Linked DNA regions of Homo sapiens: region 2 is linked to region 1. A link is a contact called in ENCODE Hi-C data. All regions are on one chromosome and are shown on one strand. Each heading gives the region's core, a stretch centred on a gene start or an enhancer-like site at or near the end of the contact. The rest is flanking DNA. Distances are from core to core; before and after follow the strand shown.

Region 1 (5,594 bases), core at 104-2,603:
TTAACAAACACTTGTGGAATATATGATGAAGAGGCAAATACAAGAAATGCTGTCGTCTAGAGAAGGGAGGCTTGCCAATCTCCATGCGTACAGGTGGGGGAAAGCTTTAAATTGGAGGAAAAAGAGTTCACAACAAGGAAAAGAGAGAAGGCATGAATGACTCTTAAGACAGAGGGAATAGCACCTGCAAAAGCATGGAGGCATGAACTAGCAGGCTGACTTTTAGGACTCAACCTAAAGTAGTCTGGAATAAATGAACTTCATGATAAGTGTGGAGAAGAATGAGATGGTGAGAATGGAAACATTACCAGAAGTCAGGTCACAGAGATTTGAGGGCAAGAAGTAGGTATGGCTTCAGAAGGGAAAGGGAGGAGCTGAGGATAACTCCCAGATTTCTGACATAGCCCATGGGTGGATTCAGTGAGACCGCTGGGGAGGCGCGGCACAGCTGGGGAAAATCACGAGTCCAGTTTGGATAATCTGCGAGGTAAACGGGATCCAGAAGGCAACTGGACTCTCAGGCCTGGGCCTCCCTGTCCCTGGAATAGCACACTCTCTTCCCACTTGAACATCCATCCTACACGGCCCAGTCAGGGTCTTCTTCCTTCCTCCAGGAGACCTTCCTGATTGCCCTAGCCTTCCTCCTATACGCCACATCCAACTGCCTGAGTCCCTCATAACAGGCTTTCGGTCTGATTTTGCTGTGGGAATTGATTTGCCCGGCCAAGCCAAGAACCCTTCCCTAGGCAGCAGAAGCCCAGTCACTCAGTCACTGGTGGGTGGGACGCGGGGTGAATCTGCGTAGGGTGGGGCGGGGCATTTTTAGCTCAACACTGGGTCAGAAGTCACGGCCAGACAAGAAACGGGTGAGAAACGGGGGAGGAAGGGTGACGTCACAATTGGTAGGAAATACCTTGGGACTTGACGCTTTCGAAACCAAAGGGAGAGCAAAAGCAGCCGGGAGCGCGCGGGCCGACCTGGTTCTCCTCCCTTCCCACGGCTGCCTTAGTACAGAATCTTATAAGTCCTCCTCCTTCAGAGGCTACAAATGGTGTTCCGAGGCCAGGGGAGTTTAAAGCTCGATTTCACCCGCGCAGCCTCCAATCCGGTAAAGAGGGGCCGCGGAGCCCGACCAAGTCTTCCTATGCCTTACTCTGCTGCTTTACCTGATCTATTTTTGTGGATGCCGGCGCCAGCTACGGGCGCCCGGAGAAAGCACGAGGCCGGGTGGACTCTGGTAACGCAAGCGGCAAGGAGGCCGCCATGTTCCACTCTGCAGCCGCTAGGGATCGTGGGAGTCACCCCTAACCGCGCCCGGGCCTGGGTGGGCGAAACGCATGCGCTCTAGAAGTTGCTGAGTCGCTTGGCGGTGTTTCTGCGCAGGCGCCGTAGCCCATAGCAACCGCCGTAACCTGTAGCAACCGGAAGATGTCGCTTCCGGCTGGTTTGGGGCTAAGAAAGGGGTTATAGTCATTTCGAGATCATAGAACGATGTGACAGATAGGAAACTGAGGCTGGGTTGGAGGCAGGCCCTAGGGACCGTTGCGTTGGACCTCGCTCCTGTGGCGCGGTGGATGGAGTTTGTGGCTTGTGGCTCCTATTTCCCAAAGCAGGAAATTGAGACAGAGGGAAGGCACAGGTTCGTCCTGAGGCTGCAGCCCAGGTGATGGTTCCCCGGGTAAAAAATCAATATGATGCCCTTTGTTTATAAGGAGAAGGCAGGGACATGAAAGTAATTTCTAATAAAAGAATATGCATTTCACTTTGTAAAAGCTGAGGCTGGCTTACACCCGATCACGCTTGTACCCAACTTAGGAATCAGCTTAGGTTTACTAGAAGACAATATTCAGCTGAATTTTGCCAACAGTTTATATCTGACATCTTGAGTCAAAGGCTAAATATATTTATATAAAAGCGCGGAGTCACTGTGACAGCTACACATGTACACAGACGTGAGCATGCTGTTCGGGTGACTCACCCGTGGGGAGCAGGGTGGGCAGCGATTTTCCAGAATGGTGAGCAAAGTGTAACTCCCCACAACCAACCTGATATATGCATTTCCAGACAGTCTAGTGTGTACTAAAACTAGGGAAAAATTCATTGTGATTGTATGTACAACCAATTATAACGGATTTTTGGCTTACTTGAAAGTTTGGCAGGATATCTGAAAGTTGTGCGGGACAGGACCATTTGTTATGGTGACTGTAATGGACTGTCCCATCCATTACAGGAGTTTCATATCCCTGCCCCCCCCACCCCCGACAGGGATATGACTGTCCCCTCAGTCTCGTGACACCCAAAAATGCCCACATAAATTTCCAATCTGTTCCTTGGAAAACCACTGATTTATTCAGTCAAATAATTTTTGCTAGCATATGTGTGCTGGGCAGTGCCGTGGCGGGGAAGGATCGTGTGTGAACGGGACAGAGCTCCTGCCCTTATGAGTGAGGTCCAGTGTAAGAAAATACCCAGATATTAATCACATAATTTGATAAATAGCTTGGCAACAGGGGCAGTACAGGTCAGGGGTGGAATACATGGGAAGACCCAGCCAGGCAGCCTGGGTATCATGCAGTCTGGAAAAGCCAAGCAGAGAAGTAGCATCTGAACTGAGCCTCGAAGGAGCATCACACCAAGGAGGATGATGTGCACAGCAGAGGGACCAGCACGTCTGGCACACAGTGGACACTCAAATGTTTTGAATGATTGAACGAAACACAGCATGTTCGCTGGCAGGGAACCATTCCCCATTATATTGTGAGCTGCTACAAGGCAGGGGATACAGTATGCCTTTCCTATCCCCAGGTTTCACATCCATGGATCCAACCAACTGTAGACAGAAAATATTTAAAAATAAAAATTAAAAAAAACAACAAAAATTCAAATAAAAATAAAATATAACTTTGTTTAGCATTTACATTGCATTAGGTATTGTAAGTAATCTAGAGATGATTTAAAGTATACAGAAGAATGTGCATAAGTTATATGCAAATATTATGCCACTTTATGTAAGGGACATAAGCAGCTGTGGATGTTGGTATCCGAGGGATGGGGAGTGAGGGGCATTGTCCTGGAACCTACCCCAAGGAACGACTGTACCTGTTTTCTCACTTCCCCGCATCCCAGCACTAAGATGGGATCCAGAGAAGGTGGCAGTGGTGAAAGGATCTCAGACACAGAAAAAGGGTTATGTGATCTGGCCCGGGAGTGATTTCCAGGAAATGGATCTCTGACTCCCTGCTCTCCCAGGGGACAGCTGACAAAAATATAAGTGCTCTACTGGTTAAATGTTAGGAAAATCAGGGCAGGAGTGGCTGCTTATTTTCGCATCTGCTGTTCATGCGTGGTCCTGGTGGCAGGTCATGTTTTGGCAGATGATAGCTGCTCAGGACTGTCCCAAGATTAAAAATCTCATAGTGTGTGTACACAGTGGGGAAGGCTATAAGCAAAGGGGTCTCTTCCCCCAGGTGGTCTAAAGGAAGTCAGAGCCAGACTCCCTCCCCTCCCAGGAAATTCCTGTCCTGTTGGGATGGTCATTTCTACCCCAAAGGCCAGGCTAGGGCAGGGTCTGGAACTGGCTGCCTCCAGGAACCAAGCAGGCAACGTAAATCAGTGAAGGGCTGATGGGTACTTGCGGAAACAGGAAAGCACGTACAGCCCCATTTGCGAGGTAGGCTGTGACTCAGCCGGGTGAGTGTTGCCATGCACTATTCCAGCTCTTGCCTTGCCAAATGTTTATATTTTTTTCAATCCAAGTAAGAAGTGACGCATTTTGTGTTTCCAGATTTTTAAATATTGGCACTAATTCAGATTTTAAAAACAAAAGGCTGGGCATAGTGGCTCAGGCCTGTAATCCCAACACTTTGGGGGACCGAAGCGGGCAAATTGCTTGAGCCCAGGAGTTCAAGACCAGCCTGGGCAACATGCTGAAACCCTGTCTCTACAAAAAATACAAAAATTAACCAGGTGTGGCGGCATGCACCTATGTCCCAGCTACTTGGGAAGCTGAGGTGGGAGGATGGCTTCAGCCCAGGAGTTGGAGATTGCAGTGAGCCAAGATCGCGCCACTGTACTCCAGCTTTGGCAACAGAGTGAGACTCTGTCTCAAAATAATAATAATAATAAAACAGGACTGTGAGAGGCACATTTGGGACTTCTGGTCCTTGTTTCATCCAGGAAGGTGGGTGTTCTTAGGATACTAGAGCTTTACTTTACAAGGAGAAAAGTGGAAGCCCAGGTAGAATGTGTTGCTTCTGGCAATATTATTGAGCTAGCCTCCATGCTAGGGGTTAGAGGCTTCACAGCAAATGAGAAGCCCCTGTTCCTGCCATCTTGGAACTCCTAAGGAGGTAGACAGACAAGTAAAGAGGCAACCACAAGAGTGGTGAATACTCAACAGGAGTAGGACATGGAGCAGGGGCTAGGGGGAGCACAAATCAAAGCAGGCTTCCTGTAAGAGGAGCTCCCTGATCTGAGACTTGAAAATTATTAGGAGTTGGCCAAGCAAGGAGCAGGGAGAGGAGGGGTATTCCAGATAGAAGGAATAACACATGCAAAAGAGACAGGAGGGAATCACATGCAAGGACGTGGAAGTAGCTCATTGTGGCTGGAGTTGAAAGTAGCAGCTGAAAGGACGTAAGGCAAGAAATGAAGCTGGAGAGGTAGACTAGGGTTGCAAACAAATATCTATTGGGACTTGGCACCAGTGAGTACAATGGTCTGGGTGTAACAGCCAATAGAGGATGGTGGACTGGGTCACCCTGGAGTCTGCTGCTACTCAATTGTAGCTACTCTGCTATAGCCTAGGGTTGCCAAAGCTTCCTGTTTTTTGGGAGCAGTGGGAAATTCGATTATTAAATCCAGTACCTTGAGCTTTGTGTTTAAGCTGCTAATCTGAACGTTTACAGTACTCCACAAGGTCAAATAAAATCTATTTCCATCTGGCCCTGGGCCCACCAGTTCCAATCTCTGGTGGAATCGTGAAGGCCCTGTGAGCCTCTTTAAGGAGAGTACATTCCCAAGGCAGGGAAGCCACTGGCGGGCTTTCAGCCAGGGCATGACATCCCAAGTGTGTACACAAAGGGCCTGGTGGCTGCTGTCTGGAGAGCAGCAGGACGGCAGGAGGGGAGGCAGCAGTGTGTTTGGAGGGTGTTATGGCACCTGGAGAGGGCCAGGGAGATGATGGGGACCTGCACAACACGGGATGTGGGAGAGATGGGATTTGATGACAGACAAGAAGGGATAGTGGGGGCGGGGCCAAGGATGACACAGGGGTCAAGGCAGCAGGTGCAGAGGGAGGAGAAGGAGCAGTGATGGATGAGTATGTCCTCGGCGTGCCTGTGGTCACTCAGGGAGGTGCCCAGCGGATCTGATCCTGGGAAGCCTGGAGTCACATCGCTCAGGCACAGGACCCTCAGTTTCCTGTGCCACCAGCGGGCATTCCTTTATCATGTGTACCCATCACATGTGAGTTCAGTGGGGTGAATAGGACACACCTTTACCCCTCAGAACTGCAGTCAGGACAAGTGGCGAGTTCAAGCAAGAGGCTGGCCCGGTGCTGTCCCGGAGCTGTCCCGGAGGGCAGGGTCCTGGGT
Region 2 (5,504 bases), core at 1,989-4,488, 1.0 Mb after region 1:
TGGCAAACTGTTTAGGGAGGGTTGAGGAAGAGCACAGACATGCAGAACCACAGGGCAAGGTCGGGGCAAATACACTTTATTCAGTCCTGGCATCAGACTGGCGGAGTCCTGCTGTGGGTGCCAGTGCCCCAGACAGAGGGACCCCACCCCTCAGCTACGAGACTAGTTCTCCAAGACCACAGACAGTGACATCTCTTCACTCACATGACGTTTTTTTTTTCATTGTCTTTTTTTGTTGTTGTTGTTTTTCTTAAAAAAAAAAAAAAAAAAAATAGAGCGCAAGAAAGGCCCAGAGCCGGAGCACCAAGCTTAAAGGAGGCAGCTGGTGGCTTTGTCAGCGACGGGAACGCGTGGGGCAGAGACCTGCAGAGACCCTGGGCAGGGGTCCGGAGGACTCTGGGACCGTTTGTTCCTGAGATTTGTGTGTGTGAATGAGAGTGTGTGAGCCACCCGGGAGGGTGAACACACGCCGGTGAGATACAGGTAGTGAGGGCAAGGGGGGTGTGGGGAGGCCGGAGGGGCGGGGCGGGGCAGAGAGATGGCGGCGTGAGAGGGGCCACAGCAACAGGGACAGGGCTCCCGAGGGCACCCTGAACTGGACACAACTTCCTCCTAACAGCAGCGTTCTCCCCATTTCTCACGTGGAAAAACCGAGGTGCAAACGGCCCATCACTACTCGGAATCCATTCTCAGTCTCACTGGCCAAGTCGATGGTCTCTCCCAAACCAGATGTTTAAAAGCGAGAGTCTTCCTGCCATCACATCTGCTCTCCACGCCTCAGTCCCAAACCCCTAGCACCAAAGTGCCTCAGTTTTTCCCGCTGTATACTGCAGCTTGAGTACTGAGGGTGGACCTGGGTGACAGGAAGGGCCGGTGCGCTCAGGGAGGAGCCCAGGTTGCGGGTGCCCTGAGGTGAGGGGGCACTTCCCAGGAGGGGGTGGGGAAGGTGCAGCAGGGATCCTGTCCCCAGACAGACTGGTAAGGTGCCTTGGTTTTTAGTTTTCTTGGGTGGTCCCTTCCTCTACTGCTGGATTTCCAGAGAAAGACCTTACCTCTCAATTCCCAGTTGGGGGGAAAAAGGGACGTATAGGTAGGCTGTAGAGGCAGCCACGCGACCGGAGAGGTGGTGCGCGTGGGTGTAGGAGACCCCATACCGGAAAAGGGGCTATGCCACTTGGGAGAGTTTCAGGCCCAAACCAACCCTTCCGAGTGCTCCTCCCATTAAGGCAGCGACGCCCCGTTGGCTGGAGAGGAAACCTAGGGCTCCCGGATCAAAGGATTTCCCAGGATCGCTCTACACTCGCCCCCGCTTTTGCCCGGAGCGGGCGAAGAGTGCGGCTCCGCTGGGACCAGCCCCCTCCTCCCCAGAAGCATTAAGCATGCGCACGAAGGGGGTGGGCCCCAGCGGAGGGGCGGGCCCTAGCGCTCCGGGGATAAAAGGGGTGCGCCCCTCCCCCCAGGGAAGGGAGGGGCGCAGGAGGCGCGTGCGTTGCCACCCGGCCGCATCGCCCCCCTAACCCAGAGAAGGCGGGCCGGGCGAGGGAGGAGAGATTCCGGAGCAAAGGAGGGGGCGGGTCCTCCGGCCACGAGGAGGGGCGTGTGCAAAAGGGGGGAGGGGTGCAGGTCTGTAGGAGAGGACGGGAGGTGTATCGGAGGGGGCTGGCTGCTGGTGGCTGTGCAGGAGGGGGCGACGTGGGGAGGGGCTTGGGTGTCGGGGAAGGGGTGGGGGTTGGGCTGCCTTGGGGTGTGTCTGCGGGGGAGGGGCATGTCTGGATCTGAGGGGGGATGGGCACGTCCAGGAGGGGGCAGGCTGCGCGGGAGATGGGGTGCCAGCCTCGGCCTCCGAGGGGCCCCAATACCTGATTCCTGTATGTAAACAGCTGGTTTGGGGGCGTGCGCGCCCCGCTGACGGTGGGCTCAGTAGGTGAAAACCAGGTCTGCGATGCTAGACGGGCGCCAGTCCCCCGCGATCATCTCGGTAACCTCGGGGGTGCAGTAGTCCGGGAACTCGAAGTGCGACGTGCCCGAGGGAGGCTGCAGGTCCGGGTCGCGATCCAGGGCGCTGCAGTCCAGGCCGGCCGGGCCAGGGGGCAGCCTGGACAGAAAGCCCAGCGACTCCTCCCCCGACGCCACCGTCTCCTCTTCACCTTCCTCAGCCGCTGCCGCCTCCTCCTCCTCTTCCTCCGGCTCCTCGTCCTCCGACGGTGTCGGGGAGGCGGCGGCGGCGGCGGCCGCCCCCTCGCCCGACGGCCCTTGGGCGCGCTCCGCTTGTCCCCGAGCGGCCCGTCCCGCCGGGACCATCCTCCACAGCTCCCGCCCCGGGGTCTCGACCAGGCGCACTTCCAGCAGCTCCTCGTCGTCGTCTTCATCGTCGTCCTCGGGCGCCGCCGCCCCGCCCCCCAAAGGCCCTCCCGCTGCTCGGCGGCCCCCGCGGCCAGGCAGCTGCGGCCCGGGCTTGAGCCGGCTGCCGCCACCGCTACCACCGGGGGGGCGGGGCCGCGCCTTGGCGGGCGCCCCCTTGCTCTTTTTGCGCGGCCGGTACTTGTAGTCCGGGTAATCCGCCATGTGCTTGAGCCGCAGCCGCTCCGCCTCCCGCACGAACGGGATCTTCTCCGAGTCCTGCAGCAGCTGCCAGCGGCGGCCCAGGCGCTTGGAGATCTCGGCGTTGTGCATGTCGGGCCACTGGTCCATGATCTTCCGCCGTTCGTGCTGCGACCACACCATGAATGCGTTCATCGGCCTCTTGATGTGGCCGCTCGGGGTCTTGCACCAGCCGGGCTCGCGCGCCCCCTCCTCGGCCGGCCCGGGTCCCGGGGGCGGCGGCCCGCCGTCCCGCTTGGCCCTCGCGCCCCGCTGCTGCACCATCGCGCCTGGGCCCGGGGCCGCTAGACGCCGCCGGGGGCCGTCCGCATCCTCCGCGGCTGGGGGTGGGGGAGGAGGCAGCGGCGACGGAGGGGCGGCCCCGCCCCGCGGCTCGGCCCGGCCCCCGCGAACTGGGGAGCGAGGAGCTGGGCGCTCGGGCCCAACGGACGGCGGGGGGAGAAGGTCAGCGCGGTCTCAGGCGGGCTCGGCGCGCCCCCGCCGCCTCCGGCAAGTTGCGTCCTGGCTCACAACACACATTGTTTTGCGGGGGCCGAGGAATCGCACCCTCCGGGCCCCCGCGGGCTCTTCCTGCAGCCTCTGGCTCCGCCGCGGCCCGCGCGCGCCGCTCCCCGCCCGGCCGCCGACGCCTTTCAGTGTCTTTCTCCCCGCGCGGCCCCGCCGGCGCGCGCACCACCCCTCCCCCTCGCCGTCTGCGGGCCGCTGCGGCGCGCGCGGGGCCGCCCCGTGTAAACACCGAGGTGCCCGCTTGGGCTGCGGCCGGGCCCCGCCTCGCGCTCGGGCGCCGCGTCACCCGTTGCTGGGCAGAGAAGCCGGTATTTGCATCTCCCAATCGCTGGCCGCCGGAGCGGGGCGGGGCTCGGGCTGCGGGGCTGGGCGGTCTCGCGGCTAGGATTGGGGGAGACCGGCGAGATCGGTTTCTTTTCTTAGGTTAGGGGTTGGAGGAAGGGTAGGGGACGCGAGCCTGCTTCCATCTGACGCTGGACGCTTGTCCCTGCCCCGCGTTGCCTTTTAAATTTTAGCTCATTCCGAGACACCTGCCGTCAGGTAGGATTTCCGCCCTTTCCTCTTTCAGGGACGTCTTTTCGGACCATCCCAGAAGAGAATTTGGGGGGCCCAAGACTCAGGAAAGCTTCTTAAGGGGACGAACTCAGGTTGTCGTAGATGTTGCCCCCCGCCTACTACACACAGGGTCCGACCACATATGGGACCAGCAAATGCTTTTGGACCTAGTGAACAAATCCCTTTCTCATATATATGTATATTTAATCTCGTTCGAAGCTCCATAAGAATCCGGAGGGAGAAGGGAATATGATAATATGATGCCCAGTTTCCAAATAGGAAGCACCGAGGACACGCAGACTAGGATTCGATTCCCAGGCTCGCGGTCCCAGCTGTCTCTCCCCTGCTCAGCACCAAGGGCCGCGGGGCACCTCGCCTGCCAGCCAAAGGTCCTGAGCTGGGCGGACTTCCCGCTTTTCACAAACCGCAGGCGACATTCGAGGATGCGTGGGTGCGCCATTCCCAGGTCCTACCCCACCCCGTAGCCTGCCCGGTGCCCGACTTGGGCGCGTCGCCCCACCCAAGCCTGGAGAAGCGTGCAGGGGCACGGGGCGGAGCCAGTCCTGGGGGCGTGGCCGGGTGGCCGGCACGAGGCGCGTGGCGGGGAGGGGCCGCGCGCTCCCGGCTCACCACGTGTGAGCCAGTTCGGGCACCACTGGGCGTGTGCCGCCCCTGGGGGAGGTCACCTTCACGGCGTCGTGAGCATGGGCGATGGGAGGGGGCGCTGAGGCCTCGCCCTTGGGAAGCAGGAGCTGGGAGGTGCCCGGATTAGGGTCTTTAAGGTGGCATTCCGCTGGGGCGTAGCGGGCATGGTTTGGGGCTAGGAGAATGCGCCTCTGGCGGTACAGCTCACCCACTTCTGGACGAGCGAAGGCCAAGAGCCGAGCTTGAGGGTGTGGGGCGGGGAGGAAGGACCGAGGTGCGGCTCCGCGGCGCGGGGGGCGGGGTGGGGGTGGTGGGGAGAAAGAAATTGGAGCATCCCTGGAGGGAGGGGGCGACTCTTAAAGGCACAGGGTGCTTGGAAGAGGAGGCCCTGCTCCCGTCCAAACGGTCCCTCCGCCTTTCAGAAGCTGAGATCTGGAAAAGCCTACGTGTAAAACCTTTACATCTGCAGCCTGAGCAGTCTACCCGATGGAGTCACACTTCCTGAGTTCACATTCCCAGTCCCTCCTTTTCCTTATCCTGAAAATGGGGATAATTCAGTTTCTCCCTCACATGGTGGTTTTACAGATTAAATGAGATAATGCATGTAAACACATCCTGATACCTAGGCAATGTTCAATAAAACTTATGATAGACGGGACGCGGTGGCTCACACCTGTAATCCCAGCACTTTGGGAAGCCAAGGCGGGCGGATCATTTGAGGTCAGAAGTTCGAGATCCGCCTGGCCGATATGGTGAAACCTTGTCTCTACTAAAAGTACAAAATAATGAGTCAGGCTTGGTGACGCGTACCTGTAATCCCAGCTACTCAGGAGACTGAGGTATGAGAATCGCTTGAACCTAGGAGGCGGATGTTGCAGTGAGCCGCTGCACTCCAGCCTGAGTGACAGAGTGAGACCCTGTCTAAAAAAAAACTAAAAGTTTTGAGAAACTAGATTTCCCAATAGTTACGCAGGTCACCAGCAACCCAGAGACATCACCATAATGAGAAAAAAAAATGGGCAGAGTGGGGACAGCTCTAGGATTTCAGAAAAGGTATCAAAGTAATGATTGTAGGACAAATAAAAGCTTTCTTGGAATTATCAACACCTTAACACTTTTCCCATAAATAAAATATTTGTTTTATTTTAGACGGTGTGTGATAGGTACCACAATCTTTTCAATGCTTATGGCCTCTC

The links. A loop is a pair of places that touch in the nucleus more often than their neighbours do. Pooled maps may share reads with other maps.
Region 2: a pooled map shows a loop between it and region 1 (13-fold over the local background). The contact joins the promoter of SOX12 here to the promoter of SDCBP2-AS1 in region 1. A Hi-C loop is called at or near these places in 6 of 50 pooled maps.

What each region holds. Positions count from the first base shown.
Region 1 is chr20:1,321,102-1,326,695 of GRCh38, reverse strand. SDCBP2-AS1 (SDCBP2 antisense RNA 1) reads right to left here and starts at 1,353. Exons shown (of 3, transcript NR_040049.1): 1 at 1,167-1,353. The region is part of intron 1 of SDCBP2 (syndecan binding protein 2); the gene reads left to right. All of the region lies in intron 2 of FKBP1A-SDCBP2 (FKBP1A-SDCBP2 readthrough (NMD candidate)), which reads left to right. LOC124904856 (a long non-coding RNA gene) reads right to left here. Exons shown (of 2, transcript XR_007067487.1): 1 at 5,496-5,594; 2 at 2,327-2,830. RefSeq lists enhancers at 777-1,071, 1,062-1,291.
Region 2 is chr20:323,286-328,789 of GRCh38, reverse strand. It overlaps SOX12 (SRY-box transcription factor 12), which reads right to left and starts at 3,238. Exons shown (of 1, transcript NM_006943.4): 1 at 1-3,238. The coding sequence starts at 2,865. The coding sequence ends at 1,918. NRSN2-AS1 (NRSN2 antisense RNA 1) reads left to right here and starts at 3,538. Exons shown (of 3, transcript NR_109990.1): 1 at 3,538-3,648. RefSeq lists silencers at 2,109-2,598, 2,619-2,678, 2,749-3,128, 3,239-3,548, 4,109-4,368 and 2 more.